Regions from separate parts of the Homo sapiens genome. Here region 1 is linked to region 2. Evidence: chromatin contacts called from ENCODE Hi-C or POLR2A ChIA-PET data. All regions are on one chromosome and are shown on one strand. The core of a region is the stretch at or near the end of the contact, and the rest is flanking DNA. Distances in the headings are between cores, read along the strand shown. Region 1 holds the start of WBP11 (WW domain binding protein 11). Region 2 holds the start of YBX3 (Y-box binding protein 3).

Region 1 (3,659 bases), core at 476-2,975, 4.1 Mb before region 2:
AGCATTTGTCATTTAAAAGAAAGTCATAATTTATTATAAGCTTTCAGAAAAAAGAATATAATTTCATTTTCAACACTAGCAAAAAGGAGGCAGCTGCCTTTGCTACATGACGCATTAGGTGGGCCATTTCACTAATTACCTGATTTTAGAAAACGCCAAAGGCTATGGAAGCCTATTAATGGTTCCGCTGAATCTCTGCAGATGTGTTTGTTTTCTAAATCCTTTGCCAACCAATAATTCCCATGAGGACTCTTTTAGTCTATACTGACAAAATTATTAATATGCTGTTGATGCCAGACTGTGTTTGTTATAGTTGATTCTCCCATCCAAGTACAAGAAATGTATTGAAATAAAAACTGCTCAGCATATCTTAAAAATAGTAGCTACATATAAAATTTTAGCTACATGAAAGACTTTAATATTTCCAACATACACTGTTTTCTCTTTCTCTTCTTGCATTGTTTTTCAAAACGAGTTGCAAAACTATGATCACTAATGTGTTAGGAAAGAAAAAAAACTAGTTGCAAAACATTACAACTTAGCTCACCTTCGCAGTTCAAGATTATTTTCTTTTTTATGTACTACCTGGTTTATCAGCTTTAACCTACAATATCTCGTCATTGCTTTCTGACACTCAAATTCAGTCTAAAATCAAATCAAGAATTTCCTAACACAAAGGTAAGTTTAGGTATAGGACCGATCTTATACCTTCAAGGGCAGTTTAAAGATTCTGCTAAAAATTAGTATGTATCTCCATCAATATTTTGAAATATTTATAACTGGTGGTAAGAATAGCCTTCCTACATGGGATAGTCAGGTTAAGATTAGAAATAACCAAGCGTATCCTCTAAGATAGTTTTTTAAATGTTTAAACTTACCTTTAAGGGAAATAAGTGGGGGCTGACTCACGGAAAGAGGGGATAGAAGGTAGGGAAAGGGCGAAGGCTAGAGTTAAGTGAAGAATCCCGTACGTAGAGTGACATCATAGAGGACTTTTGGCTGGTGAAAAGACCAGTCGGGAATATAGCCAATATATATCAACCTTGCCACTCATATAACTTAAAACCGACTGCATATGTATCCCCGTATTTCTTCTTCAAAACACTACTAACAAATAATAAATCACCGCCCATATAAGCAATCTGCGACTCTAATACGGGTGCTAATTTATTTGTTCAGGTGGTCTACAAACGTTCTGTTCTGCCTGTCTATTAAATTTCCACACGTACTAGGCGCTCACATGGGATAACCTGATGCTTACAAAGCGGATTAAACTCAGTGGCAAATGTTATCTGGGTATTCGTTTACACACGGAGACACCCCTAAAGGATCGCACCTGCTTGGGTCATAAGAAACAGAAAAATGCAAAAACTAAGGTAATTCCAAAAGACAGAAAACGCAGAACGCTTCTTTATCTGCAGAATGTACCGTTCTCGGACGGCTCAACGTACCAGGCTCCCAGCAACTAAGTCAAGATGCCTCCAACTCGAGAGACAGGACCGTCAGCCACTCAGTTAGCAGCTATCTTCTTCTAATTCCTATTGTACTAGATGAGCGCAATGAGGCGGGCTCTTAGCCGACAACCAACCAATTGAGTATTGTATGGAACCGGAAGAGACTCTGGTCCTGGAATTCTTGGGTATTCTCTATGGTTCCAGGGTCAAGCGGCGCTAAGAGAAGGCGGGACAGAGGAATGGGAAATGACGTGAGGAGTGCGGAGGGGCGCGAGGTTTCAAGATGGCGGTAGCTGAGGGGTTGACCGAGAGACCCAGTTGAAGGCCTTTACGAAGTGAAAGAGGCCGGGAGTCGCCCCCTACCCGCTTCTCGTAGTCCTGGGAGCACAGCAGAAGTGTGAGTGTATTGAATTGATTTACTACTCTTCCTCACCTCTTTCGTCCCTTCCACGTCCCGCGCAGCGGCTTGGGGGACACCCAGCCCCTTTGCCCCGCTCCTCCTCTCCCTGGTTGAGGTCTCCCTGTTGCGGACTGGGCTATTCCTGGGCCTGGGGTGGCGCGGCGACCAGTGGTTGCGCGGTTGGCATCGCCCGGGTCGGTTGGGGCCGCTTCTTACGCACGTTGATTAGTAGCCTTAGGTTTGACGTCTTGTACCTCGAGTCATGGTCGGTCAGCCGTCGCTATGGTTTCGTCAGTTGCTGGTGTTGCCTCCTTTGGTGAACCTGGACCCTATCCCATTGAAGCTTCTTTGGCTGTTTAGAGTTATCCAACGCTTATTTGGCTTGATTTTCCAGTCGCCTCCGCTTGTAGACAAAAAACTAATCTGCAGACTTAAGCTCCAGTGTCTTCCGTAAAATTCTCTGTAATTCGTATCCGTTGTGTTTCATTTGTGGGGGAGGAGATTCAGAACATGAGCCTGAGGAAACTTGAGAAAGGAAAGCACAAAAAACGCAGGCAATCAAAGATGGGAGAGCTTGTATATGTACTGATTTTGCTTGTTTTCCTCCTTCCCTACCTCCTACTCCCTGCTGCTCTCCCACCCCCCTAACCCCCCCATCCCCAGTTTTTCTTAGAAGGAAACCACTTGACAGGGTGTATGGTAGCTAGGCCAGGAATATGGATCCATTATAAAGATTTTAGTTAAGTAGTGAGTCAAACATCACAGGATATTTTATTTGTAATCTCATTGTATCATCAGAGCTTTGTTATAAAGTAATTGATGTCCCCATTTTTTAGATGAGGAAGCTAAAAATCAGAGCCTTTGATACCGCTGTCTTGAAGTAATTGCCACCAGAACAGCTGTGAAACATCTGGCTTTCTGAAACATCTGGCTTTCGGGGCAGTTGGACACTTGGTGAAAGAGACATTAACTGTAATAAACTGGGCTGACAAAATCTTCCCTTTCTTACCTTTAAAAAGTGTCTACTTGCAAAAGGAAGCAAATTTGTCCGCCTTTATTACTGGAAAGACTGCGCTTCAAAAAATTAAGCCCCATTATTTTGGAATAAGAGGAAGAAGTCATGTAATAGGGTACTGTGTTAATAAAAGTTTTAGCTTACAAAATATTTTTTCCTCAAACAAAAATAAGTATTCCCTTTAATTACCTTAAGAAATATATATTGGGAGTCAGGTCTTAGTAAGAAAAATATGTGTCTTAATATTTAAGTTTTGGGGAGCTCTCAGTATAGCACTAATTTCAAATATTTGCATTTTTAGTTGTGTTTTGAACTCTTGAGAGTCAAGCATTATATCTGAACTAGAACTGAATCTGAATTAAATATGCTTAAATTAATGAGTTTTTAGTGTCTTAGAAGTATTGAGAATGTACAGCATACATGCCAAGAAAAACCATGGAGAGAGGCAAAGGTGAGGTATGTGTTTTGAGCCTAGATCCATTACCCCCATTCCCTTCTTATTCTTCTTTTACAATTACATGTTAATAAAGGGAGGTTATAGAAGAAGGACTAATGAATTCTGATGTTCATGGTTTGTGCCATATCGTTAAAGCATTTTCTAGTTGTTTTTATCAGTTGACAAAGTCAGTGCTGTGATCCATAAGAAAAAAGCTAAACTGATGACTTGAGGATATTCAAAGTGGTCTTCACACTCATCACATTTCTGAAGAATGATAGAGATCTAAATTTTCATGGTCAAGAAAGGTGATGCCATCTTTCTTGGACATTAAAGTCAAAACTAAGGAAAGAA
Region 2 (3,929 bases), core at 1,128-3,627:
TGTGAGAGCTTTAACTTCCTCCATACTAGGAACAGAGTGGCATTTGTTTTTATGATCAAACCAATAATTGCTTAAAAATGACTGCTGTCAGCAATTAGATTATAATTCTTTGTTGACTTACTCTTAAACTTAGTAAATGATGATATTGTCTTACAATAGAAATGTTGATAGTGAAAAATAATTTTAACATCATATCAAAAGACCTTACAACCGGCTCCATTTTGGTCAACATTGGATACTCACAATGGTGTACTTTGTCCGGGACATAGCATTTGCTTAGCAAATATGAGTGTATGAATTAGTGAATGAAGGAATGGATAAATTTATGTGTATCTGTATCCAAGTTGCTTCCTACTTATGATTATTAAAACATAGATCATATTTGTTCTAATTTTCTTTAGATTTATTTAGTACAATACCAACAACTTCCAGCTGCTCACTGCTTTGTTTGGATGACAATGATGAGTAGTTTTGGAAGCCAGTCCAGCACAAATTCTAGGAAATCCCAGGGTGCATCTGTAATTATTTTAGGGTCTTCCAGAGGTTGGAGATCACACCTGTTAGTTATGAATTACTTCCAAGGATGAATTTTTTTAAAAGGCTTTACTGTTGGATCGGTTTGAAGAGTTCAATCTCCTTACTTTTTTTTCTTGTAATGTAATTCTGAAAGGTAAATAGCAATGATAATCATTTTGCTGAATAAGAAAGTCAATGGTCAGTCCTCACCAGAATAAATCATGTTTATAATTTAATTGTAATTAAGACCATAATCTTTCACATGAAGAAATAATTTAATCATTCTTAGAATTAGACCAGCATTTTAAAAGCATCTACATTTATATAACATCACTGTATGCTCCATACTGAAGTCAAACTAAAATATGAATCTAACATTTAAGAGTTTGTAATTTTTTAAATATTGATGAATTACATAGAAAAGCTCAAAATTACATAATTTGCTATTTTTTCAAATAACTTATTTTCTTTGTGTTTTTTGTGGATGAAATAAGAAAGTAAGAATTCAGGAAAGTTTCATAATAATTGATAGCAAATGTGCAGATAAGTAATTGAGTTTGGAAGAATTTGGTCTGTTTTCATTTTGTAAACATTCACTATGTCCAAACTCTGTGCTACGTACTGTACTAACCAGTGGAGATACAAAGATGAATTACACTTGATAGTTACCCTACTGATGTTAAGGTAGACATCGACATTACAGACATATTCCTGGAAAAAAATTTGGTAAATTGTTTGAGGGAACAGGCAATAACTTAAAAAACAAACAAAACAAAGGAGCTTTAGGTGGACCGGACACTGGAGTGACACATGATAATCTCATCTACTTTTCATGTCACCTTTGAGAACCTCTCATAAAGCAGGAAACCGACTCTGGGACATTGAATCTCTGTCCCAAGTTAACCTGGTTAATAAAAAACAAAGCCAGAATTTATACCTAGTCTGTCTGAACCCTAGGGGCCAAATAGTCCTGTATTCCAGACAGTCTTTGGGTACAGATCCCAGACCCTCTGGCCCTGTGTTTACTACCATCCAGCCCATTCTCAAAGGGCATGTGGGCTCTTCAACTTGGGAATAATGTTTATTGGGTGATCTGTTTCTCTATACCTCTCATCCTCGAGGCTAAGAGGGCTCAGTTCCTTAAGCTTTCACCAGCTGGCAGAGGCAACTGGAGCAGAAGGTAGGAAGTGGATTTATTCAGCTTTTTTTGTGTGTGTTCCTTATTAAATATATATTGACAGCTCCTTATTTGTTGCGGTTAAATTGGTGTAAACTCTGAATTTACATTAAATCTGTGAGGTCAATTTCCTCATCTGCGTGTTACAGATGAAATTATCCGTATATTACCTTTCAGGAGTAAGTTGCCAAATAGTCTTAAGGTTTTATTATTCCAGGTCTTAACAGCTGTGCTACGAATAGCTGCTGGTGCTTGATACATGTTGAATGACTGACTAGATGCAAAGGATTTAAAAACAAGTGTTTGAGAGGGTAAAGCGCAGAGTAGTTTGGGTGCCCTATTTTACCTCTCCTTGTCAGCTGCGGGTGTCAAGACGGGTTGAGGGAGGAGAGCCAATGCACCCCGCTCCAACAAAGGGTCAGCAGCGCGGGCTCCTCGGAACGCTCCAGAAGACAACCCGGGCGCCCCGTTCACCCTGGCTTTCCTTGGTTCTGCAACGCGACCCGCGCGCTCGCGTCCCGGCGGATTGGAGCCATAGAAAGCGCACCGGGCGCCTTTAAATGCTAATGAGAGTCCAGGGCCCGACTCCCGAGCCAAGTTTCCCCACCCTCTCCCCTCGCCCGCCCTTCCCTCCCGGGCCGGTGCGCCGCCTAGAAAAACTTGTGCGGGGCCATTTTTGGGGCAGTAAGATCGAGCGAGGAGCCCAAGAGAGAGCGCGCAGCACGAAGCTCGAGCCGCCTCCGCCGCGCGACCCCACCTCGGCCGCCGCCGCCTGCGCCGCGAGATCCGCCCCGGCCTCCCCGAGAGCGAGCCCCGGCCGCCGCGACCACCAGCCGCGCTAACCGCCGACCAACCGCCACCGAGGCGCCTGAGCGAGAGCAGAGGAGGAGGAGGCATGAGTGAGGCGGGCGAGGCCACCACCACCACCACCACCACCCTCCCGCAGGCTCCGACGGAGGCGGCCGCCGCGGCTCCCCAGGACCCCGCGCCCAAGAGCCCGGTGGGCAGCGGTGCGCCCCAGGCCGCGGCCCCGGCGCCCGCCGCCCACGTCGCAGGAAACCCCGGTGGGGACGCGGCCCCCGCAGCCACGGGCACCGCGGCCGCCGCCTCTTTAGCCACCGCCGCCGGCAGCGAAGACGCGGAGAAAAAAGTTCTCGGTGAGTCAGGCCAGGGAGGGCAGGGGCTGCCGTAGTGGGGCGGGCCCAGCCGGCCGCGGAGCACGTGTGGGCAGCTCGCGCTACATCTCCCACCCGGGCTGGAGACGCTGACAGCACAGGGTCCCCAGGGATCTCCGGGTCCCCAGGGGTCTCCGGGTCCCCAGCGCTGGCCGCCTCCCTTGCCGGCGCTCCCAGGTGAGCGCGCTGCGCCCTGCGCTCCTGGCGGCCGTGTGCATCTCCCTTCTGGTTCCGGGCCAGAAAGTTTAGGTCTTAACTTCTGTCTCCCAGACGGGCACTGTTGCGGATTCGCGTGGTGGAAAATGCCTGCGTTTGGAGAAGAAAGGAGAGGCAGTCTGGGAGAGGGGACCTTGGGTAGGGATGGATGTAGGGGAAGGACCGACACGTGGGCCTGGCGCTTTGGGGTCCTTGCTTGGGATCTGGGAAAGGAGAGCATTTCCTTTGGGGAAGAGGAGGGCGCTAGAAGGAGACGGGGAGGGAAAGATAGAAAAGCTTCTTGCCAGGAAGGGTCAGGTGTCTGTCCCTGACGCCCTTCCCACATGGGCATGGGAAAGACGCCATGCTCCTGTTGGCCACATGCCAGCAAAGAGATGTTGCAATCGTCTCCGGGAAACTTGGGTCTTAGTCCCACGTCTTCCTCCCCCTCTCTGTGCCCACGGCTGCAAACAGCCATTCAGTGTCCACCAATGGCTACACGCTTCCCTCTTCCCGGACTGTGGGAACGCACGTGGTGTAGCAGCTGAAAAAACTTTGTCGGAAGTGGGGGTATGACGTTAGTTCAAAACATTGTTACCTTGGCACTTGTAACGTAGGAAGGGAAACAGGAAGATGAAATGTTGAGATTTGGGGGGGCAGTGGATGGAAAGGGTTTCTGTGATGGTTGTTGGTTTAGTCACATAACAAGCGTTCTTTTCGTAAGTAACGCCCCTGTGTGAGTTCTTAAACGCTTGCAAAGCAGGTGGGTGGTGAATAACCTCCCTAAAGGGTGTGTGTCCATATCGTTCGCTCTTATAAACAGGAACGTTAACAGATGGTGTAGGATGCTTCGGAGACCTCTTCAC

The links. A loop is a pair of places that touch in the nucleus more often than their neighbours do. ChIA-PET counts read pairs that join two places held with the same protein, here RNA polymerase II (POLR2A). Pooled maps may share reads with other maps.
Region 1: a pooled map shows a loop between it and region 2 (6-fold over the local background). The contact joins the promoter of WBP11 here to the promoter of YBX3 in region 2. A Hi-C loop is called at or near these places in 2 of 50 pooled maps. POLR2A ChIA-PET finds 5 or more read pairs at or near these places in 2 of 52 experiments (A673 and activated CD8-positive, alpha-beta memory T cell).

Annotation. Positions count from the first base shown.
Region 1 is chr12:14,801,544-14,805,202 of GRCh38, reverse strand. It overlaps WBP11 (WW domain binding protein 11), which reads left to right and starts at 1,725. Exons shown (of 12, transcript NM_016312.3): 1 at 1,725-1,851. It overlaps C12orf60 (chromosome 12 open reading frame 60), which reads right to left and starts at 1,533. Exons shown (of 2, transcript NM_175874.4): 1 at 1,452-1,533. SMCO3 (single-pass membrane protein with coiled-coil domains 3) reads left to right here. Exons shown (of 2, transcript NM_001013698.2): 2 at 1-553. RefSeq lists an enhancer at 1,190-1,429.
Region 2 is chr12:10,721,771-10,725,699 of GRCh38, reverse strand. YBX3 (Y-box binding protein 3) reads left to right here and starts at 2,377. Exons shown (of 10, transcript NM_003651.5): 1 at 2,377-2,850. The coding sequence starts at 2,589. LOC124902876 reads right to left here and starts at 2,648. Exons shown (of 2, transcript XM_047429946.1): 1 at 2,040-2,648; 2 at 382-663. The coding sequence starts at 2,590. The coding sequence ends at 594. RefSeq lists silencers at 2,262-2,481, 2,502-2,601, 2,732-3,131.